Regions from separate parts of the Homo sapiens genome. Here all the other regions are linked to region 1. Evidence: chromatin loops called from intact Hi-C (ENCODE). Cell type or tissue: dorsolateral prefrontal cortex. All regions are shown on one strand.

Region 1 (8,000 bases):
CAGGCGGCTTTGCTGCAAACTCCAGCACAGCCTCTGTGTGGGAGGAGCAGGGTCAGCAGAAACCCAGAGGCAGGAAGGAGCTGAGCTGAGCTGGTGCAAGAGTGTCCTGCCCTGGGAGGAAGTGGCTTTGTACCAACTGATAAAATGCCCAGAGTAGGGGGCACATAACTGTAAACTTCTAGAACCCACATCCTCAAAGCCCAACCCCTGACCCAGGAGGTGCATGGGTGGCTGTTCCCTCCCAGCCCAGTGCCACCTCTGCCATCCTCCCTGGCTGGGAAAGATGAACTGCGCTTAAAATGGGCTCAGTTTTCTTTTTCCTTTCTTTCCTTCCTTTCCTTCCATTCCTTCCCTTTCTTTCCCTTTCTTTTCATCCTTCCTTCCTTTTCTTTCTCTTTCTTTCTCTCTCTCTCTCTCTTTCTTTCTCTTTTTTTAACCTAGTAATTGCTTTTCACATCTGCTGGTGGGCTGCTATCTTTCATAGGATAACTTCCATTATTGCTTTAAATAAGGTGGTGTTTGGCCTCTGTTTTGTTTTCAGGTAAAGCAAACTGCAATCAGGAAGCCCTCATTACAGACAGTGAGGTCATGACAAGAAAAGTTCATTCACACTGGAGAGTTCAACCCCATTGGAAATGTCTTTCCAAACACAGCTGGTGACTTTGCAAACCCAGACATTCCCAGAAACTCAGTGGTTCTAGAAACTTGCTTGGAATAATTAAGGTTTTAGAGCAGCTGTTGGAATTTTTAGAAAGGAAAAAAAGAAAAAACGAAGTGAGGCTCCCCCTCCCCGACTCCTCTTACACATCCCTGTGGCTCTGTGGTGTCACGGCTGAGCGTGCTGCGCTCCACTGACCGTGTGGATGAAGGGCAGGCAGCACCTGGGTGCATTTGTGCCAGCGCATGGCAGTGAGGCCGCTGGCAGTGCATTTCCTGTTATCCGTGACCCCGTGCGCCCGGGGCTGGGTCTGCAGAGGCTTTGGGGAACACACTGTTGCTGTCTCCTGTGCCTGGCCCGGTGTCCATGTGGCTCACAGGACCCATAGGGACCAGGTGCTGCTCTAAACTGGAGGCATGAACTGACCATTGGCCCAGACAGCCTTGCCATTCCCGTCCGGGGGATTAAACCTTGAACAGGTTTTGTAGGACTCTCAGCCCCAACTTCCTTGTCTCTAGAAAACTTGCCACTATGAATTATTTCTCCGTCCCTTTGAGACATCGGCCCTTTCCTGGCCTCTTGCTCAGTTCACTGCCCAGCTTTGTCTTCTCGAAGGACCCAGGAGCCTTTGAAATGTAACCAACAAGGAAGATAACACCCTCAGCTCCCAGTCCCTGCGGGAGGCAGGGGCCTAACTGTGGTAAGCGCTAATCTGCAAACATTGCTGGCCTGACTGCACCAACCGGCCTCCATCCGATGTCCTCCAGGACTCTCCCACCAGCTCACCCCAGTGCTTAAAAACCCTCCCGCCTTTCGTTTCAGCAGGGTGGAGTTCAGCTCGCTCTCTCCTACTGCAATAGTCTGGGATACGTCTTCCCTGCCTGTCTCACTCTCCCTGGGGTAACTTTTCTTTGACACCACTGAGTCCTCCCAGCAACCTGCAGCTGAGCACACAACCCCCCTCTGCACAGGGGAACCGAGTCCACAGTCCTAACTACCAAATGACATGGCCTCACTAAAGTAACTCCTAGAAGCCGAGACCTTTGTCCGACAGCTCTCAGGAGAGGCTGCCGAGGAGAACCGGCTTCCCACGTGCCCTGACCACGCCCACACCCACGGCGTGAGATTTCACCACTCAGCCGCTGAGAAGCAGGGGGTCTTTGGCCCAAAACAAACATCCTCTGAGACGGGAAGGAGGCATGTCCCCCAAGAACTGCCTGGGTACTACAATGAAGCAGGGTAAATATTCAGAAGTGTGTTTGGGTTTTTAATGATATAAAGTATCATTAACATTCACTTCAACGCACAGAGGAGAAGTAACTGTTACAGTGTTTGTTTTCACATCTGTCAGACAGACATGAGAACTGCCCTGCCCCTCAAGGAACCAGCTGCGGTCTCCCTGGCTGGCTGGGAGCACTGGGCTCCGATCCTGCTCCTGAGTGTCTGCCTGGCAGCTGCACCCTCATCTGACATGCAAGGCGGGGTCAGACAAGATAATCTGAATATTCCTTCATCCCCCAACTTGTGATTTTGTTTCTATGATTTATACCCAGCCCAAAGATGCTATTTCACAAAATGGGTTTTGTGGCTTGTCTAGACAGGAATACAAGGCCTCAGGCAGCCACGGAATCACAATTAGCGATCCATTCACACTAGCACCGAATATTCCCACGGAAAGGCCGTGCAGTGATTATCTCTAAGGACAAGGACTGTGTGTGAAGAAGGACAAGGAGAGAGGAGCTCCCGCGACTGCCAGGTCCAAATGGAATTTTACATCGGAAATGACAGCTACTTACTAAAGTCTTGTAGCTTAGTTTACTAACCTGGATGCATTAAATACACACATCATTTGAAAAATAGCATCTCAAAAAATGATTTTCTCATAGCCGTTTCTTGGAAACAAATTTAAACAAAGATGCAATGATTTAAAAAACCGCTACACGAAAATTCTGAAGGGGGACACCTGAGGAAGGCGGGGAGTGTTTTTTTTTTTTTTTTTTTTGAGACGGAGTCTCGCTCTGTTGCCCAGGCTGGAGTGCAGTGGTGCGATCTCGGCTCACTGCAAGCTCCGCCTCCCGGGTTCACGCCATTCTCCTGCCTCAGCCTCCCGAGTAGCTGGGACTACAGGCGCCCGCCACTACGCCCGGCTAATTTTTTGTATTTTTTTTTTTAATAGAGACGGGGTTTCACCGTGTTAGCCAGGATGGTGTCGATCTCCTGACCTCGTGTTCCGCCCGCCTCGGCCTCCCAAAGTGCTGGGATTACAGGCGTGAGCGGGGAGTGTTTTTTAAGTTCGGCAGAGGACACCCAGGGCTGCACCGGCTCTTCAGGGACCCTCCGGGGAGAAGAGGCATCCCCTCCCCAGCCCTGGACGTCCACCTCAGGGGCGGTGGGGATGCGGGGATGCGGGGATGCCGAGCGCTCCCAGGCTGGGTCACAGCAGGCAGTGGCTCCGCTCTGGCTTCGACTCTCAGGACCCACCTGGGACCCCTGCTCCACGCTGCGGGGAGGCCAAACCTGGAGAACCCAGGGCACCAGTTCAGGCTGACAGCCCGGCCGGACCCAGCCAACGCCCCGCACAGCTCGCCAGCCACGGGAGGGAGCGGCCTCCGGCAGACCCCAGCCCCAGGCACGACCCCAGGCCCGGGCACGACCCCAGCCCCCACCGGCTGATGCGACGCCCACAGGGGACGAGCTGTTCCAGCACCACCCCCGCCCCCGCGTGCAGAATCCTGAGCAACAGAAACAGCACTTTAAGAAACGAAATCGTGGACGCACTTGGAACACGGCCGCAGTGACTGGAATGGTGCCCAGAGCCATTTTAATCTGGAACAGACTGGGGACCAAGTCTCAAGCTCCAGGCCTGTGGGGTCAAGCAGCTTATTCCGTGGAGGGAGGAAAGTCGCAGGGGACCTGGAGGCCCTGGAGATGGGGGCTCCTCGGCCGGCCGACTGCAGCCTGGAGAAGGCCACTGCCAGGCCTTTAGTTTCCAGAGACGCTGCAGTTCAACATTTTCCGGGGAAAGTTTACCGTTTCCAAATGTCATCAAAATTAAAAGAAAACACCTCCACCATATGGACATAACGAGACCTGCCTGAGGGCCACCACATCCAGCCCTAGCCCACCAACTTACAACCCCCTGAGGCTGCCCCAAGATGGAAGCGTGCTGGGGAAATAGGCATATTCAGCCACGGGAAGGGCAGTTCGCCAGCACGAGTTCGGGGAAAATAATTTAGCCGTCTCACTTACTTTGACTGAAGCCTATTAAAACAATTAAAAGAAAGAAAAAACCCTACTGAAATCAAAGTGCCAACTGTAGCATGGTTTCTAGTAGCAAACTTGAGACAACCAAAATGAAAAGCAATAGAGGAATGATATTACTGTTCAATCATATGGAATATTAAGGAGCTATTTTAAAAGGATAATACAGGATCGCTAAACAGCCTAGAAAAATGTTGTTGGTTGAAAGATCAGAATTCAAAATGGAAAATGGGACAGTTATGTCAGGTAGTTGAATTATTTTTTAGTTCATCAATTAATCCCATTAATTAATTTTAATTATTAATTCAATTTGCTGCTTTATTAATTATAATGAATTTAAATTATAATAATTTAATTTTATAAAGTAGTCACTAATTATTTATAATTAATTTAATTCTAATGATAATAATTTAACCTTAATTACATTATTAAAATTAAAATTAATTAATTTTTATCTAATTAATCAAATTTGACATATGTGTAACACTATAAATAAATATATTTTTGCTTAAAAAATCAGGGGAATATTATTACAAGTAAAAATACACCAAGATGCAAAAGCAGACATGGATCTTGAGAAGCCATTTGGTATGTCCACTTCAGTGCTAAGTGCTTCCACCTGGTGGCCAATTCAAATAAAAATAGGGGCCAGCACAGATAAGAGATGCACCGCCTTCAAGAGGCTTGCATTTGTGGAAGAAAAAACACACCAAGTATGCAAATGCAATAACCAAAAGGCCAATGTGAAGGACATGAAATAAGGCAGTGGGATAAAGAAGTGTGGCATGGGAGACAGGCGGGCTTCTTGGTTAGATATGACAGGAACAGCCTCTTAGAAAAGTGATGTAAAGTAAAAATAAAGGCCCTAGCCCTCCAGGCAAGACGGAATAGACTCTTTGTGGCAATAAGATAGCAAATTATGGGCTGGGCGTGGTGGCTCATGCCTGTAATCCAGCACTTTGGGAGGCTGAGGCCCTCGTTCCATGTCCTTCTATGTTAAACCATCCCCCAAATGGTGTGAAGTCCCCAGAATGGCTGGCCCCGCCATTTCTCTATTTTGTTTTCTCTAACCTCCTGCCCTCTCTCTTCCACCTCCAGTATATGGCACGGCACATTGGAGGTGCTCAAAAATGATTTAATAAATGAATGGAGAAAGCACATAGGCAGGACATCCTAGTACCAATGATGAATGAGTGTTTATGGCAGATGTGACCCAGGTCCTCAGAGGCACATGAAAAATGCTAATGAACGGCAGCACTCATTATTCACTGTATGAACGTGGCTTCAAGCAGTAGAGATGTTAAAGCATCCTGTAATGGAGTATAACTGTTTTCTCTCTCTCTCCTTTTTTTTTTTTTTTTTTTTATGAGGCGGAGTTTTGCTCTTGTTGCCCAGGCTGGAGTGCAGTGGTGTGATCTCAGCTCACTGCAACCTCTGCCTCCTGGGTTCAAGGAATTCTGCCTCAGCCTTCCAAGTAGCCAGGATTACAGGTGTGCACTACTACATCCAGCTAATTTTGTATTTTTTGGTAGAGATGTGGTTTCCCCGTGTTGGTCAGGCTGGTCTCGAACTCCTGGCCTCAGGTGATCCACCTGCCTCAGCCTCCCAAAGTGCTGGGATTATAGGCATGAGCCATCATACCCGGCCAAATTGTTCTCTCAATGGGCCCTTGCAACAATTCTTGAGGGTCAATAGGAAACCCTGTTTTCTGGAGGAGGAAACAGGCACAGAGAGATGAAGTCGCACCCCCAGTTGCATTGAGAGTTGATGGCAGAGCCAATGGTCACACCTGCCTGTTTCCCAGGTGGAGTCTGTCTTCTCTTGAGGCTGCCGCTGACCCTCAATGGAACACAGGCACGCAGTGCCTCAGCAACCAGCCGCTCAGAACTCCTCCTGGGCCTTTCTCAGAGCCTGGGACCTGGAACTTTGTGCTATGAAATGCCTATCAAAGTCCTGGCTCTGGGAAGGGACCCCAAGTTCTTGTAATTCTGTCTGTGGATCATAGCAGGTCCTCTGATGGCTAGACACAGGGATCATAGGCTCTTGGCTTGCAATGCGGAAGATTCATGTTGCACCACTGGCCCTTACTGAATTCTATTACAATAAATAACTATACAAAACTAATCTCCACATGTGCTATAAAAATACCTTGAGGTCGTTGACTACCATGTGACTCTTTGTCTGTGATAAAAATTTAAGCAGGAAAAATTCTTAGTATTTGTTAAACAAAGCTCTGTATGCTTCAAAAAATGTCTGCAGTCTTCTCTCTGAAAATACTAGCCAATGTTTACTGAGTACTGTGAGGAGATGGGAGAGTCCCACACGTGCACATGTGTTGTTTCTTACTCACAGGTCATTTTATGATTACCCCTACTTACGTATGGGGAAACCAAGACACAAACAGAGGAGTTCATTGCTAAAAGCACACAGCTAAAAGGTGGTAGGGCTCTACCACCTGCTGTGTAAAATGAGAGACTTCAGGCTGGCCGGGGTCCCCTTCCACTTGGGCAGCTGGGCAGCTCAGAGTGAAACGGGCGGCTCCCTGCAGCCATTGTCACATGGTTGATGTGTTTGTGGTCTTCCTTCACTTCATCTAGACTTCTCAATTTTATTTACATTTTACTGTTTCCTGGTGTTTTTTCCTACTGTCAGCTAACTCAAGCTTTATAAAATAAAGAAGAGTGAAAACACGCACACACCAATATATGTACTTAAATGTTTCTGGGATGAATACTTTTTAAATAAACATTAAACACAGATATTTCTATCTCCATTGTCTGAGCAATGAAGTTGTGAATGTTTTCCTCATGACTCTTCATGGGGGTTTGCCCTTACATGCTGTGCACACAGGACTTGGCCCTGTGAAGTGGACGCAGTGAACACAGACGCGGGCTGGTGACGTTTTCACGGTAGGACATCCATCCTCTGTGGCACATGTGGAGTGAACTAGCTTACACATGACACGGAGTCCACATCCCTCCAGCCCTGTCTTTGAGATGCCTGTCCTGGCTGAGAGGAACCACAGTCAGTCACCGGGGCAGTAGTGCCCTCTTTTGGCCACTCCTCTCCTCCCTTAGTATAATTTAGGGAGACCTAAGACTTCGCTCACCTCAACTGAATTGCCTGCCTTTAGTTTAGCCCCACGATTAGTCAACTCTGGCGGGAGAAGAGGTGGAGACTGACTCCTGCCTTCCTTCCCGCCTGGTTTCTAAGGAGGAGGACAGTGTGTGCACTACCTGTGGGTGTGTGGGTCAGAAAACGCTTAGCAGCAACTGGTCTACTGAAAAATGGCCTGCTTCCCCAAAGCTTGGACAACGCCCAGTTCTCTAGGTTGTCGTGCCTTAGAGTGTTTTCTTCCTCCTTTTGTAACTAGGCAAAACAGTCTTAAGCATAACCAGAAAGCTGTCGAAAAAAAAAAAACAAATCACAGAAGATATTTGAAAGTGTGCTCTAACGAGTTATTTACTTAGATTGAAAACAATCCTTTGGTGAGATTTTTACCAGAACATGAAGGGCAAATAAAACTTCAAAGTGGATTGCTAAGAGAATGACTGGCTTTGGCCTTCACAGAGACGAGGAGGAAGGCTGCGTGGTTTTAGTTGTCTGTTTGTGGTTTTGAGCACTCAATGTGTGAACCATAGCAATAGCACCTGTGCCAGAGTCAGCACCTGGCACAAACTTCTCAATGCGCCAATCAGTCTTAACTCGGGGACTCTCTTATCAGCTGAAATACAACACTATTGCCTTTCGACGTTCACAGAGATCTTAGGTATGCGTGTCCTGCAGAGTGGTTAGCTAAGGATGATGGCTTTCTGCCCATTTCTCACATTCCTCGCTCATTCTTCTGATGCGTGGATGAAACGGCTGCCAAGAACCTAGAGATGACCATCACACGATCACGGTGACTTGTGCTCACGGGACATCAGGAATGGTTTCCCAACGTACTGATGGGATTTACTATCATGTCAAGGAAAGACCTTTTCCTAAAGTAGGTGGGAGCTGCTGCTCTCATTTAGAGTCACTTTATACATTACAATTTTAAAAGAAATTGCATATATGCCTCCAAGGTTATACAGCCAAG
Region 2 (8,000 bases), 170 kb before region 1:
ACAGCCTCAAAGGGTTGGAAGCCTCACTTATAAGTGATGACTTGGAATTGTAGATTCTTATTTCTTGGAGTGGAATTAGAATTCTATAGGTAAAGCTTTTGACTGATTTTGGTAGGCAGAGTTGGGCCATCGTTACCTTCTAACCTTTTAGTTTTGTTCTGTCTTAGCAAGCCTTAGAAAACAGTGGGCTGTCTTCAATTCCAGCTGCAGCACATCCTAATGACTCCTGCCATGCCAAGACCTCTGCACCACACGCTCAAAACCCAGATGTTTCCAGCGTTTCAAATGAGCAGACGGACCCCACAGACGCAGAGCAAGAAAAAGAACAGGAAAGCCCGGAGAAACTGGATAAAAAAGAAAAAAAAATGATAAAGAAGAAGTCACCGTTTCTACCTGGTAATTTTCCTAAACTTTAAAGTTTGGACATTTGGGATAGCATATTGCTGGTTTTTAAGAAATGTGCCCTTCTTTTTTCCTCTGAAGGTGATAGGATATGTTTGTTGAATGTTTTGTAGCTAGCTGTAGTTGGTTGGTATTTAAAATTAAAAAGAATGACAGCCATAAAATGCCTGAAACTTATCACTTTTCTTTAACCTGGCTTCTTTCCTGTATTCAGTTTCTCCTGACTCCTCGCCAGGGCTTGAAAGCTTCTTGTCTCTGTCTGTTCTCTTGAAAGCTTGTTGTCTCCGACTGTTCTCTCTCTGCCCTGCTTAGGCGCCTCCTCTCCACTCAGATCCATGGCTTTGCTTCAGTTCTTCTCACCCTTGGTGCTTCTGGCATCCAGCCATGTGATTTTAGTAGCCTCTGACTAGTCCTTTCCTCTTCATCATCAAAGGACCCCTGCAGCACAGCTCCCTCCTCCACACCTCACCATTTCCCATTACACACCAAGATCCATTTCTTGGCTCCTGAGTATCCTGTCACCTGTCCCCTGCATTTCCATCCGCCCTCCCTCTGTGCTTCTAGGCACAAACTTATTAGACATCATACTGAAACTGGATTCCTGCTGTTTCTAGGCATCCCTGTGTTTCTGCACATCATGCTTTCTGCAGGCTTTCTGCAGCAAGGATGCCTTCCTTCTACCTCTTCCTCTGGTCTCCGTCAAATCTTGGCCGTCATTCAAGCATCTTCAGTGCTCCGTCATTCAAGCATCTTCAGTGCTCCTCCTCGTGGATGGACTCTGAGGGGTGCTTTTCCTTGTCCTACCTCCCACAGCACTTAGAGTGTTTAGGATTCCTGCGTTCTCTCATGTTAATTGTGCACAGATGCAGTCTAATATCCCTTCTAGGTAATAAGCTCTTTCTGGCCAGGAATACAGCCTTCTCATTTCTGAACACCCCACAGTGCTCAATATGGCTCTTTCTACAGGAGCAGGAATTTACTACATCTTTCTTGAAAAAGACAGATTCCTGTGTTTTTGGCAAAACTGTTCTGTGAAAACCTTTCCCAGTTGTCTTGGGGAACAAGTGCATTCTTGCTACAAAGCATGGAATAACATTGCCATTTCTGTTAACACTTCTTTCCTAGAATACATTTTCTCATGTATAACATGATTCTGAAGTTCTTGTTTCTCAAACCACACTAGTCAGGCTCTTCTTCCCCTTGATCTGGACTTCTTCTCCCCAAGGAAAGACAGGATGCTGGAATCTAAGCAGTTTCTCCCGCACAGTTTCCTGGTATCTGGCAGGGCAGGAAAGGAAAACAGGAGCCATTTCCGTATATTTCGATTAGCTGTGTGGTAGTCTTCCAGGTTACAGGTGTGTTTTGTATTCCTGAGAATCTGATGCAGATTTATTACCTCTGTGCGAGTGCCCGCCTGAGCCCCACGGGCTACTGTCTCTAGTCATTGTGCTAAATCGGATGCTTTCACATGGGCAGCAAGCCACTGAGTGAGGAGCCACGTCAGACCTTCTCCTTCCTGAGAGTACACATAGCCATGGTCCTTAGACCGAGAAGGTGAGCACCACCCCGTGCTGCTCCTTCCAGACCTTCACCCGCATGTGCTGGTGAAGCAGCTTTCTCCCTGCACCAAGTACTAGCCAGGGAATTCCACATGGAATTGCAAGAAACCTTCCTGTACGGTATTCTAGTTTGGGGTGCTGTGTTTACAGAGTTGGTAACAATTAGGTACTTTCTGGACTACTTGAATCAATCAAATACACATGTAGAGTACTGAGCAAGTGCATGCAGTTCTAATAATTTCCCATTACATTCATGGGATCCCTAGTACAAGTTGGAGCCAGTGCTTTTTTTTTTTTTTTTTTTTTTTTAAGTGACCTCTCTAATATGGTGATGAGAAAACCATTGGGGATTTTTATTTTTTTTGAGACTGGGTCTTGCTGTGTTGTCCAGGCTAGAGTACAGTGGTGCAATTATAGCTCACTGTAGCCTTGAACTCCTGGGCTCAAGCAATCCTCCTCCCTCGACCTCCTGAGTAGCTGGGACTGCAGGCATGTGCCACCACATATGGCTAGTGAAAAACACTTCTTTTTGTAGAGCTGAGGTCTTGCTATGTTGCCCAGGCTGGTCTTAAATTCCTGGCCTCAAGTGATCCTCTTGCCCCAGCCTCCCAAAATGCTGGGATTACAGGCATGAGCTACCACACTTAGCCTGGGGACACGTTTCTATATAAAGATGTTCCTTTTAATTAAAACTTTTCAATTACTAGTGTACTTTTAACATAGTGATTATATCTGAAAATACCTCTCCAAGGATGGAGTATCATTTGATATCTTAGAAAGACCATGAGGAAAACTATTCTTGTCTCGTAAGTCATAACATTAATTGCTTATAACTAACCTTCATTACGTTCCTAAGTTAAGCATACTCCGCCATGTAAAATTATTGCTTTTGATTTATTCACTTTTATCAGAGTGAATGTTTTCGGCGGGATTTGCTTGGTTTGAAGAAGTTATATTAAAAATTTAACAAATGCTTTTATAGTTATCATGCAACTTGTGACACATAAATCATTGTGAATTTTTAGTAAAGTTTGAAATTTATGACCAGGTGCAGTGGCTCGTGCCTGTAATCCCAGCACTTTGGGAGGCCGAGGTGGGTGGATCATGAGGTCAGGAGTTTGAGACCAGCCTGGACAACATGGTGAAACCCCGTCTCTATTAAAAATACAAAAAATTAGCTGGGTGTGGTAGCGGGCACCTGTAATCCCAGCTACTCAGGAGGCTGAGGCAGGATAATCGCTTGAACCCGGGAAGTGGAGTTTGCAGTGAGCCGAGATCATGCCATTGGACTCCAGCCCCGGCGACAGTGTGAGACTCCATCTCAAAAAAAAAAAAAAAGAAATTTATCGTGGTGAAATATTGCCTATCTAGAAATCATGGTGAATGGTGTTTTGGAAAGCTGATGATTGACTCCTTTAAGGATGAAAATGGTATGGTATAGTGAAACTATTGTGTGTGGAAACTTTTCTAAAAGTCCTTGCATACTTTACCTTCTTAGATCAGAGTGTGGTCTTGTTAACTTAGCCACTTCTTGATGACCTGGGGTCACTGCCGTGAACTTCGGTGTACTCTACTGGGCTGTAATTGGCTGGCATCCTACTGTCCTATTTCAGTCCACGGGCTCCAGGATGGTGTGGCTCTTAGACTCATCTGCTTTTTGAAATTATTATCTCTGCAAGTGTGCTTTTTAAACATTCACTGTAACAAACCTCCCACGTTCTTCTTTTGTTGTTTGTGGTCTGCCAAGTTCTTACAGCTCAGATAAATTTGATTTTTATAATTGCGTAAAAGCTAAGTGCAGGTAGCCTTTCTCCTTCTCCGTGGGGTCTGCATCCATGAGTGCAACCGACCTCATATCAGAAAATCCTCAGTAAGTGTACTGCAGTAAGCCCAAAGCAGTGTTAAAAATACTAGTGTGAATGGCACACAAAAATTGCTTTTTTCCCCCCTAAATTATTAACTGGAATTCTCATTGTGAAGTAGACCCAGGGAGATGCAGTCCTTAGGGTTCCCGCCCTGGAAGAGTACCTTTAAAGAATTCTCATAAAACTTTAGCCTCAGGCTGCTGAAGCACTTGACAAAAGTCCTAAATCATTCCTGGGGCGGCGTGCGAGGAGGGCAGGTTTCCTTGGTGAAGATGCTCAGTGCATCCTGGGCTGCATCGGAGATGCACTGTTCTCAGTGTCACTGTGTAACCACATAAGGCAGTACTGTTTGTGCATCTGCCAGGACAGAGATTTGTTTTCAAGGTTCTGGGAACCACATGGGGGCAATGCACTTATAAACAGGAGCAAGAAATCCCACAGTCCCTCCAAACCTCCCTGAGGTTCTCAACTTTGAAGGACAAAACCCGTTTCTGTGCACTTGGATCTGGATATTCAGCTGCTCCTGTGAGACAGTAACCAGCACTCATTCTCTGTTCTCTGTACCTTCACTCATTCCACTGCCTGTGACTGACAGAAGGGAGGCAAAGTAACTCCTCGGCAGCATCTGCCTTTCTCAGCAGCAGACTGGTTGTTTTCTTCTGCTGGTCAGAGCAATTCTTCAACAACTGCATGAGCAGAGGCATGAACATCTGTCGTAAAATGGGGATACCTGTGTCTTAGGCTTGGCTGTAATCTGCTTGATAAAAGGAATGAGTTCCTGGGGGTCTCTTCCTTCATAGTCTTTGAGCACATGTCTGAGCAGACAAGAGGAACAGAAGGACTTCTTCCTCCAGGCAAGTAATCATGCAATGAGGAAGAACATGGGACCTCTGCTTCTGAGCATATCCTTCTGTAAGGCACAGCTGAGGGCTGATGAGAATATCTGTAAACAGTTCAGAGCCTCTGAACAGCCACGCCATTCCCCAGTCTGCTCGCTGCTCTGGCAAGTCCAGCACCATGGTTGAAGCAGTCTGTTATAGATGCCTGCCTTTCTTCCCCTGCGGTCAGCATCAGTGTTCCTAACAGAAGTTTAAACTTTTCCATCAGTGGAGTCTACAGATTCCTCAATTAATGCTTGCTTCCTTTTTGATGGGTGTTTACTGTCAATAATTGGTATTCCGGCTGTCTTGTAAACAAATAGTTGATTATTGTTCTTCAGTAAGGACTGCTAACCATTCTCAGTGGAGAAAGCCCTGATAAGTCTTCTATTCTATTGAGAATATCCTCAGTGAAAGGATTCATTGTTTCTTGAGAGATCTGACAAATCTAAAGAACTGCCAAGCAGTTCCGCTGCACGCTTTTGCGCTACAGTGTTGCAGACCCCCTGTGATCTAAGAAAGCCATTAATACCCACGGAATGTGTTGAGATTCAGCAGTAAAGAACTTTCCTGTCTGACAAGTTCCGAAAAACTCATGTCACACATAAGAGCTAACTCCTGACATTACCAACGGCTGTGTCATATTTGCAGAGCACTAGCCATTGAACCAGCACCTGAGAAGGGGGCACCATGAGATCCTGGAAGAGCTTCTGTCAATTTCTATAGCAAGCCTGCTGCTCCTGCAGCTTCTGTAAACCGTGTAGCCTACCAGTGCTGTGGTGTCGAAATATAAACTGCGCAGGAGTCAGCAGTACCTTGGTGAAGCTTGAGCTAGCCGGTCCAACAGTAACTTCTGTTGTTTTTTATAGTTGACAAACATGGCTTCATCGTTACTCTCGTTTTCAAAGATAGGGTCTTCATCATAAGTTCCTTTGTGGCAACTGACATGATTGCCGCTGCACCGGCTTTCTGCTGATCTAAGATGTTTCAAAATCTGAACATAATCACAGCAAAAGCCAGTATCTTAGAGGAGGTCCCGTCATCAGGAGCTAGTCACCGCAGCGTCAGTGCCATCCTTGTTTCAGCAGCTTCTAGTGCCTCTTGAGCATTCTTGATATCCCCATTCTGAATTCACGTAGTCCAGCTAACTATCAGTGACTGTCTCTCTCCTGTGACCAGCTGAGAAAACCTGGCCAGGAAATCAACATCATCTTCGTGGTCAATGCTGAAAAACCCAGCAGACTGTAGTACTTGTTAAAAAGATTCTACTGGCTGGGCGCGGTGGCTCACAACTGTAATCCCCGCACTTTGGGAGGCCGAGGTGGGTGGATCTCCTGAGGTCAGGAGTTCGAGACCAGCCTGGCCAACATGGTGAAACCTGTCTCTACTAAAAATACGAAAATTAGCTGGGCATGATGATGCGCACCTGTAGTCCCACCTACTCGGGAAGCTGAGGAAGGAGAATGGCTTGAACCCAGGAGGCAGAGGTTGCAGTGAGCCGAGATCACACTACTGCACTCCAGCCTGGGTGACAGAGTGAGACTCCATGTCTAAATAAATAAATAAATAAATAAATAAAAAGATTCTACTAGCTCCATTTCATCAGCAGGGTCCGTTCCTCGATTTACAGTTTCAGATATCCAGTCACGTGCTTCTATTAACCCAGTCCTAGCAGCATATCTATAAACCTATCATTGGTTGAGGGCCAGGTTTATGTAAGAGGCTGTATTAGTCTGTTCTCATGCTTATAATAATGACATACCAGAGACTGGGTAATTTATAAAGGAAAGAGGTTTAATTGACTCATAGTTCCACATGGCTGGGGAGGCCTCACAATGATGGCAGAAGGTGAATAAGGAGCAAAGTCACATCTTACATGGCTACAGGCAAGAGAGACATGTACAGGGCAACTGCCCTTTATAAAACCATTAGGCCCCGTGAGACTTATTCAGTGTCAAGAGAACAGCACAGGAGAAACACACCCGCATGATTCAGTTACCTCCCACCAGGTCCCTCCCACGACATGTGGGGATTATTAGCATTCAAGGTGAGATTTGGGTGGGGACACAGAGCCAAACCATATCAGAGGCTTTTGTGTGAAGCCCCAAGACCCAGCACTGACCTGTTGCTTCTGATTTGTATAATGATTATTTGGTAAGATTTGCTGCCGTGGTTCCACCAGGTTTGAATGCACTGTTCCCAGTGTTCTAGTAGGTCTGCTACTGAGAGAGTGTTCAGAAAAAAAAAAAAAAAAAAGCATAAAAAACAAATGCCGGGCACAGTGGCTCACGCCTGTAATCCAGCACTTTGGGAGGCCGAGGCAGGTGGATCACAAGATCAGGAGATCGAGACCATCCTGGCTAAAATGGTGTAACCCCATCTCTGCAAAAAAATTAGCCGGGCATGGTGGCGGGTGCCTGTAGTCCCAGCTACTCAGGAGGCTGAGGCAGGAGAATGGCATGAACCCGGGAGGCGGAGCTTGCAGTGAGCCGAGATCATGCCACTGCACTCCAGCCTGGGCGACAGAGCGAGACTCCGTCTCAAAAACCAAACAAACAAACACTTAGGCTGTGCAGTGAGATATTCTGTAACAGAAGTCAAGAAGGTGAGTCAAGCTGTTGTATTTCACGTGAAGGTCTCCTGTGGCTGAGGAGTCTGCATTTGTGCGTGACGCTGAGATATCAGTCCCTCTCTAATTAGATGTTGGACAGTAGTTACTTCTGAATATTTGATGTTCTGGTCCTTGAAAGCAGAAAGACTTTGTGTCACCCTGACTGTCGTCTGGGCTAGAACTTCTGTGTGTACCTGTCAGGCGTCTGGGGGAATCTTTTGATGTTCCCAGCAGGCCAGGGTCCTTTGTTGGAACCAGCATTTGGATTTTGTCCCAAAAGAGCAGGCTATCCATCCCAGGTGCTCTACTTGGAGTTTTCTGATTACAGTAGGTGCTCTCCGATCCCACAGAAGAACCCACAGATGTTTCTCTGGTCACTGCATTCCCCCTGTCTGTCTCCCCTACCCATGTCTGGCCAGTGGTCTTCCTCTTTGGTCGTCCTTGTCCTCCTGACGGCCCAGCTAATGCTGGAGATAAAGCTGGCTGGGTGGTCTATGGCACCTTCTCTTGCATGGGAGCTAATTGAAGACTGAAGAGAACACGTCTAGGCTTTTTTCCTCTCCTGCCAAGAAACTTTCTGCAGCATGTAAGGCTTTCTGTAATTTAGCCCTGCCTGCACTTCTGACTCTTGCTAGTCCCACCAGGCATCCTGTACCCCAGCCATATTGAACTGGAGGTTTCTGGG
Region 3 (8,000 bases), 140 kb before region 1:
TGTTTTTAGTTGGGGGCTGTTTGCTAATTTATTAATTTGGTCTCCCATTTTTGGGCTTCTGGTTTTAAAAAATCTGATGGTAATTCATTTTTTGCCCTTATTAATAAATGAATATCTATATTTATGAATACCGGTAGCTTGTGTGGACACTGTCAGCCTCAAAGCTTACTCCTGAATTTTCAGGGAGGTGTAGAAGCAGGTCTTTAATCTGAGCGTCTTCCTAATGTTGGTCATCACTCTCCTAAAGGATGCCCTTCACTTGGCTTTTTTTTGGTTACATAATATTTCTACATATTTATGACGCACATGTGATATTTTGTTTCATGTATAGAATGTGGAATGATCAAATCAGAGTACTTGGGGTATTCATCACCTTAAGTATTTAGCAGTTTCTAAGTATGGGAACATTTCAAGTTCTCTCCTGTAGCTACTTTGAAATATACATTGTTGTTAACTAGTCACCCTACTCTGCTATCAAACATTAGAGCTTATTCCTTCTATCTAAGCGGATGTTTTCACCCCTTCACCAACCTCTGTTCATCCCCCGCCCCCCACTTTCCAGTACACTTGGCTGTTTTCTTTCCATGACCTAAGTTTCTCAATAGAGGTGGGAAAATATAGCAACTCTCTACCATCATAAAAATAGCTTGGTTGAGTTATTAATTTTCATTACATACATACCTATTTAGTTTTAATTGTTTTGCTAAAAACCTAGGTTTTCTTCATTACGATTTTGATCCCTTTTCCTTGATTTTGTGTAGACATTTGTATGGAGGAAGAGGAAGAACATTCTGACAGAAATGCATCACGGAAGTCTCGTCCTGAGGTCATCACTTTCACGGAGGAGGAGACAGCCCAGTTAGCCAAGATCCGGCCGCAGGAGAGCGCCACGGTGTCAGAGAAGGTCCTGGTGCAGTCCGCGGCAGAAAAGGACCGCATCAGTGAGCTGAGGGACAAGCAGGCGGAGCTGCAGGACGAGCCCAAGCACGCCAACTGCTGCACATACTGCCCCAAGAGCTTCAAGAAACCTAGCGACCTGGTGAGGTGAGGGCATGGCTACGCCGCGCGGGTTCCGCTCTGAAGACTGGAGGTGCAGGCAGCTGCTCCTTTGGTGATTTTCACTGCAGCAGGGCCATTAGTTTCTGAACCTGGTGTCACCTGAGTGATGGCAGCTTACTTACTTGAATGTATGGTTTTAAGCTTGAATTAGTTCTCTGTAGTAAACTCATTCAGAATATTAATTAGTCTGTTTTCGGCTGTGCATGGTGGCTCACACCTGTAATCCCAGCACTTTGGGAGGCTGAGGCGGGAGGATCACCTGAGGTTGGGAGTTTGAGACCAGCCTGACCAACATGGAGAAACCTGGTCTCTACTAAAAAATACAAAATTAGGTGGGTGTAGTGGTGGGTGCCTGTAATCCCAGCTACTCGGGAGCCTGAGACAGGAGAATCGCTTGAACCTGAGAGGTGGAGGTTATGGTGAGCTGAGATCATGCCATTGCACTCCAGCCTGGGCAACAAGAATGAAACTCCGTCTCAAAAAAAAAAAAAAGTCTGTTTTCTCTATAGATTGCTTATGCTTATTTCTGTATGGTTGTCATAGTAGTAAACAATGAAAACAAATGTATCCATTGAGGAAGGCAGGGCTCTAAGCTTTGTGGACAGGCAGAAGAGCAGCAGGCGCCCTCCTGCCTCTGAGGCCTGCCAGTCAGTGTGAGGAGTGGGACACAAGCGTGTGACAGGAGGGAGACTAATTGGCAATCGGCCAAACAGCAGTGGCTGATACATGAGATCGAGTTGAGCAGAACCATGAAGAATCTGGAAACCAAGACCCATGGTAAAGAACAGAAGGGGCTCTCAGAATGTCCTTCCTTTCTGGAGAAAGGAAGACCAAAGTATCAGCGTTCTCCTGAAGAATCAGAAGTGTTTCTGTATATAACAGGGATGCTTATGTTTTGCTCTAGGAGATAGAACTAATTATTCAGCAACTTAATAAAACAAACCGTGAAGATTTTAATATTGCAGGATGTTTCAGAAAACCAAAGGGTGTGTTCCTTGTACTCTGTTCTACAGAGGACAGCAGCAGGTGCTGCAGGGAAAGGGTAGGTGGTTTCAAGGAGCTGTTGGGTTGGCAGTGCCACCCTAGTGAGCACACACCTTGACTGCTGGCCTTCATGTTTCGACCACAGCAGGAAGGGGAGGTGTGTTCAGCTAGAGAGTGACAATGAGGGAGGTCACTGGAGAAGAGAGAGAGCCCAGGTCCCACTGGGTGGTGTGGCCACAGGACCCTTCAACAGCGAGCTCTCGTTGAGCCATGCAGTGAAGTTCCGGGGTAGGATCTAAGTTGATGGTGTGATCTGAGGTTGGGCATAAGACATAGAAAGTTAAACTAAGGAGAGGAGGAGCTAAGGGGTTGTGATGGAAAACTTGAGATGTTTATAAGAAGGAGTCCAGTCTGGCCAGCAGTTGTGTGTGGCCTGGAGGAACTCATGAACTAACTGATAGGGTGAGATAGTTTTCCAGTAGGGGTTAGTGGTGGAGTCATAGATGAGAAAGTCAGGCCTGGCAAGGGTGTCACATGGAGGTGTTGAGACAGCAGTTTGTGACCTGCCTGTGGGTGGGGCGTGCCAGCCAATTAGCAGAGACAAAATGCTACCAAGGCGACATAAAGTGCTAAACATGTCTCCATCGACTGTACCTGAAGACCAGAAGAGTGGGATGTTCTTTTTTTTTTTTTTTTTTTTTTGAGTTGGAGTCTCGCTCTGTCGCCCAGGCTGGAGTGCAGTGGCGTGGTCTCGGCTCAGTGCAAACTCCGAGAACGGGACGTTCTTATAGCTGTGTTTTCTTCTTCTTGTCCTATCCTTCATTTTAAAAAAGTTCAAGGTTCAGACTCCCAGTGAGTAAGTGTGATGAGAAACAAAAAATGGTACTGAAGGGTGTCCTGCTCCCCAGAGATAAGCACTGTTAACAGTTTTTTGAGTATTTTTTTCGGAAATGTCTAGACATATACCAATGTTAAGTTGTACGATTCTGGTTTTCAAATTTTTACATATCAATGAGTCATAGGTATTTTTCTTCGTCAGTATCTATAAACCTATTTTATTCTTTTTAATGGCAGTGTAGGGTTCTGTTGCATGGGGATACCAAATTAATCTTACCAGACCCCTCCCGACGAACACTGAGTTTCCACGCTTGGTGACTGGCAGGGCGCTGTGGTGACTCTTCCGTGAGCCTGTGTGCCTCTGATGGCTCAGTGAGGGTAGAGTCTGGCAAAGGCCACCAGAGGGCCGTGTGCCTCTGTCTTTCAGAGACTCCGAGTGCCTGTTTTACAGCTGCAGCCAACAGGATGGGGGAAATGATATCTCGTCGTTTTCATCTGTTCTTCTTTGATTCTAAGTGTGATTGAACAGCTTTGCATATGGTTTTTGGCTGTTTGTATTTCTTCTGTAAACTCTCTGTGCATTGCCAACTTTTCTACTCTGATATCGTTTGGGTTTTCCTGCTGATTTGATTTGTCAGAGTTCTTGGGTTTTTTAAGGAAATTGTCTTTTTTTTTTTTTTGAGACAGAGTCTGACTTTGTCACCCAGGCTGGAGTGCAGTGGTGTGATCACGGCTCACTGCAACCTCTGCCTCCTGGGTTCAAGCGATTCTCCTGTCTCAGCCTCCTAAGTAGCTGGGATTACAGGCGCCTGCCACCACTCCCTGTTAATTTTTGTATTTTCAGTAGAGACAGGGTTTTACCATGTTGGCCAGTCTGGTCTCGAAATCCTGACCTCAGGTGATCTCCCTGCCTCAGCCTCCCACAGTGCTGGGATTACAGGCGTGAGCCACCGCTCCTGGCCCTAAGGAAATTATCTCTATTATTATTTGTCCTGCAAATATTTTCGTTGTTATTTGGATTTGTTTATGGTATTTTTTGTATGGAGTGAAGCTTAAAGTTTTTCTTGGCCAAACTTAAGCAGAACGTAGTAACACCTAATTTTAATTTATATAGTTATAAATTTCAAATCATGAAGTCGTTTGTCAATATGTCTATAATTAATGCTTTTTGGATAGGCATGTTCGAATCCATACTGGAGAAAAGCCATACAAATGTGATGAATGTGGAAAGAGTTTTACTGTGAAATCCACTCTCGATTGTCATGTGAAGACTCACACAGGTAAGGAAAACATGCCTGCGTCATTGGTAGAGGTCTTAGGATAGCATTTCGTATGTTTTGTTCCTATATATTTTGTGTACATAAATACTTTCCAAATTATAGAACGCTTAAAAATGAGGCACCAAGAAGGAAGTGATATAAAAGATTTTTTTATTCCTGACACAGGGAAAACTGTCCAAATGACACTAAGAAAAAAAAGGATTAGGTCTCAAAAGTTGAATTTTTCTTAAAAATTGTCACGTATTCTTACTCATGCTTAAATAACTTTGTTAAAAAGATTACCTCTTAGTCTCATTTAAGCCAAAGAGGTTTAGTTTGTTGAGGTTTTGTAAAACCTGGCACTTAGCAAATCTGATGGCAGTTATCATTTCATAATTATTTTTATATGGGGAGAAACTCTTGCAAAGGCAGAAATGAATGTCCAAGTTTCCTGGCCTTTTTCTCATCTTCATCTTGTCTGTGCCTTTGCTTCTGGAATTCTGCACAGTGCCTCCTAGCGGTGGGGAGGCTGCCTCTGCCTCTGCCTGCTTGGGAATCCTGTAGTCCTCCTGTGAGCTCTGTGGTCCTAGACAAGGTTCTCCTCTCAGCCACAAGTTTCTTCTGCAGAAGATGGGGCTAATAGTTGTACCTCCGTCTTTGGGAGTTCAGACATTTAAATAGCTTTAAGCATTAAGACATTTAAATAGCTTGGAAAAGTGTTTGGCCTTTGGTAAACACTTAGGAATGGATTGGCCTGTGGTAAACGCACAGTGAATGCAGAGCTGTTGTTATAATGATTCATAGAATTATGATTATGAGACTAATTTACATTCTTCATTGTTGGTTATAAGCAGAATTCAACAGACAAGAACAAATGGACTTTCACACATTTACCTGAAGCCCTGTGATTCTTTTCTGATGGGTTAATATTTGTAACTAGATAAACAGATCCCTGAGCTTGTTTATATGACTGTCCTGTGTGCAGTTTTTCTGTTGTTTCATTAGGCTCCCTGTATTTATCTCTTTTGTGTAATGCAGTGAACTTTTTGTGGATATGGAGGGCCCGGCATCACTTATCTTTGTGCCCCCAGGCCTAGGGCACGGCCTCTCATGCAGCAGGTGCCCAGTGACGTCCACGATGACTTGGTGCACGCTGCTTCATCATTTCCTTGGTTTTGGAGTTCAGCGTAGGCCACGTGGATAAGGACTAGAAATGGAAGTCTCTGGATAAATACCTTTTGGTGCCTCTTTCTCCATTCTGAAGTAGAGGTGTGATTTCTGAGGAACCCAGGGCGGCGTTGGGATAGCAGGTTGCACTAGTCCCTCGGTGGATCCTAGTGTGCACCATCCTGTAAAAATTAGCATTTGTTCCTGGACAGTAGAGGGGAAAAGCCAGCCAGGAAGTTTTTCAGCTCCCAGAGGCTCTTGGAGGGTGGAGCCTATGCTCATGGTGCTCCGAGCCTTCGTGGCCTTTGATATACCCAGTAATCATGAAAAGAGCCTAAGGAACTAGGTACATGACACTAGGCACACAGCCCTTTGACCCTAGCATAGAACTTTCCTTTGCATATTCTCCCAGTGTGATGCCTACCTGTGCTGGCATTGTGGTTGCCCCTGTTTGGCAGAAGAGAAGATAGAGAGATGCTGAGATGTTAAAGTACCACTTGTAAAATTAAAGAAAAGTGACAGTAATTCAGAGCCGGGCTGTTAAGTCATACCACCCATTAGCTTCTGATAAATATAAATCAACTACTCCAATCAAGGTTCAGAATAATGCAGTGGTTTAGAAACACTGTAAACCTCAAAGGCTTGTGAAAATGCTAAATTCAAATTGTAAACAATACACTGTTAAATTTACAATACTGCAGCAATTGCCTGTGACGTCCGTAACATCTTATAGGTGAAAGGGATTCTCATTAAAGTACTTCCATCCACTGATTCAACATATTTACATCCATAGTGACAGCTGAGTGGGGTGGGGGTGAGTGTCGCGACTGCCATCGCCTCTGTTGATTCTTGGCTGGGCTTTTCACAGGTCAGAAGCTCTTCAGCTGTCACGTCTGCAGCAACGCCTTCTCCACGAAGGGAAGTCTGAAGGTCCACATGCGCCTGCACACGGGAGCCAAGCCCTTCAAATGCCCGCATTGCGAGCTGCGTTTCCGTACCTCGGGTAGAAGAAAGACACACATGCAGTTTCATTATAAACCAGACCCAAAGAAGGCCAGAAAGCCTATGACTCGAAGCTCATCGGAAGGACTGCAGCCTGTAAACCTCCTCAACTCCTCCTCTACTGACCCAAACGTGTTTATCATGAACAACTCTGTTCTAACAGGACAGTTTGATCAGAATCTGCTGCAACCAGGACTGGTGGGCCAAGCTATTCTCCCTGCCTCTGTGTCAGGTAAACGCTGAGCCGAGGGAATGAGAGCAGCACAGTGATTGAACTGTTCTGTGCTGCTTCTGTCTGTTCCCACGACAGAAGAGATGTTGTTTACCGTAGCACCACGTTTCCCTTCTTTGAGCCTTTTCCTTATAAGGCATTCGGAAAAATTGGAATTCCGTCTTGCAGACATTGCTCCTTTCCATTTCGCATTCTGTCTTCCATGCCAGCTGCTTTTTTACACTAAGCACTTTGTTTAGCTTTTGTTTTTAGTGGGTGTAAACCTGTTTTTACTCAGTTGGCATTCTCATAAATTTAGTAGTGAGAAGTGTAATTTATAAATACTCAATAGCATTGTTTTTGATATAGTGCAGTTTTCCAGTTGTTCTTGCGTCTCATAGTGCTTGAGAAGTGTTACATTTTAGCTAGTTGTGTTGATTTGTGTGCCTGTGAGTAAATGCAGCCGTTGTACATGGCAGTCAGATGTCCTGTGTGCCCTTCTTTCTGTTTCTGTGACTCGTGGCAGGATTGCAGCCTGACCACCACTCAGTAGTAGTGGTTGTTTTGAACCTTTGGCTAATCAGTAGAATCTTTTTGAGCTACTTTTCTGATACGTTTAAAGTGGGCAATATGAGTATCCATTTCACAGAGTTCTGGGGTGATTAGACAGTGTGTGTGTATGGTATAAAGTGTATCTGTTTCACAGAGTTGCTCTGCGGTGATTAGACTGTATGTGGATATAGTAAAAAGTAGGTTTCTGAGGTGATGAGACAGTGTATGTGTATATGGTATAAATGAGATTTCGCGGGTGATTAGACAGTGTATGCGTATGGCATAAAGGAGTATCTGTTTTACAGAGTTGTTCTGGGGTGATTAGACAGTGTATTTGTGTATGGTATAAAGTAGGTTTCTGGGGTGATTAGACATTGTGTGTATATATGGTATAATGGGTGATTAGACAGTATATGTGCGTATATGGTAGAAAGTAGGTTTCTGGGGTAATTAGACTGTGTGTGTATATATGGTATAAAGGGTGATTAGACAGTGTGTATGATTAGACAGTGTGTGTATATATGGTATAAAGGGTGATTAGACAGTGTGTGTATATATGGTATAAAGGGTGATTAGACTGTGTGTGTATATATGGTATAAAGAGTGATTAGACTGTGTGTATGGTATAAAGGGTGATTAGACCATGTGTGTGTATGGTATAAAGGGTGATTAGACAGTGTGTGTGTATGGTATAAAGGGTGATTAGACAGTGTGTGTGTATATGGTATAAATAAGGGGTGATTAGACAGTGTGTGTATATGGTATAAAGGGTGATTAAACAGCATATATGTGTATATGGTATAAAGTAGGTGTTCGTATTCCACAACAACATTGTATTGACATAATGTGTACAACTTATGTATTTAAAAATCCCTATGTAAAAAATGAATTACTTTAGTTTTAAGAAGCATTCATAATATTTGATCATT

Evidence for each region. Peaks named below come from ENCODE experiments on the same cell type or tissue, not always from the same donor. Only the 100,000 strongest peaks of a DNase experiment are listed, where the experiment ranks them.
Region 2: it touches region 1 in a loop (5-fold over the local background); 5 of 110 quality-filtered maps call a loop at or near these places.
Region 3: a loop joins it to region 1, with 14 times the contacts of the local background. A loop is called at or near these places in 14 of 110 quality-filtered maps.

The regions. Positions count from the first base shown.
Region 1 is chr18:77,055,185-77,063,184 of GRCh38, forward strand. The region is part of intron 3 of MBP (myelin basic protein); the gene reads right to left. Among named protein-coding and RNA genes, the nearest start is that of MBP, 74 kb to the right of the region's middle. RefSeq lists enhancers at 1-422, 1-45, 3,406-4,039. In dorsolateral prefrontal cortex, CTCF peaks have their summits at 4,541 (motif pointing left), 4,746, 6,956 (motif pointing left) and 7,157; DNase peaks (open chromatin) are centred at 957, 3,435, 4,567 and 6,937; H3K4me3 peaks cover 2,465 bases; H3K27ac peaks cover 5,469 bases.
Region 2 is chr18:76,881,117-76,889,116 of GRCh38, forward strand. It overlaps ZNF236 (zinc finger protein 236), which reads left to right. Exons shown (of 31, transcript NM_001306089.2): 9 at 168-396. It also overlaps the pseudogene XPOTP3. Among named protein-coding and RNA genes, the nearest start is that of ZNF236, 63 kb to the left of the region's middle. In dorsolateral prefrontal cortex, no CTCF peak of the experiment used is centred here; a DNase peak (open chromatin) is centred at 4,101; H3K4me3 peaks cover 694 bases; H3K27ac peaks cover 4,426 bases.
Region 3 is chr18:76,919,015-76,927,014 of GRCh38, forward strand. It overlaps ZNF236 (zinc finger protein 236), which reads left to right. Exons shown (of 31, transcript NM_001306089.2): 20 at 762-1,044; 21 at 4,057-4,160; 22 at 6,175-6,540. Among named protein-coding and RNA genes, the nearest start is that of MBP-AS1, 57 kb to the right of the region's middle. In dorsolateral prefrontal cortex, CTCF peaks have their summits at 3,292 (motif pointing right) and 4,670 (motif pointing left); a DNase peak (open chromatin) is centred at 3,267.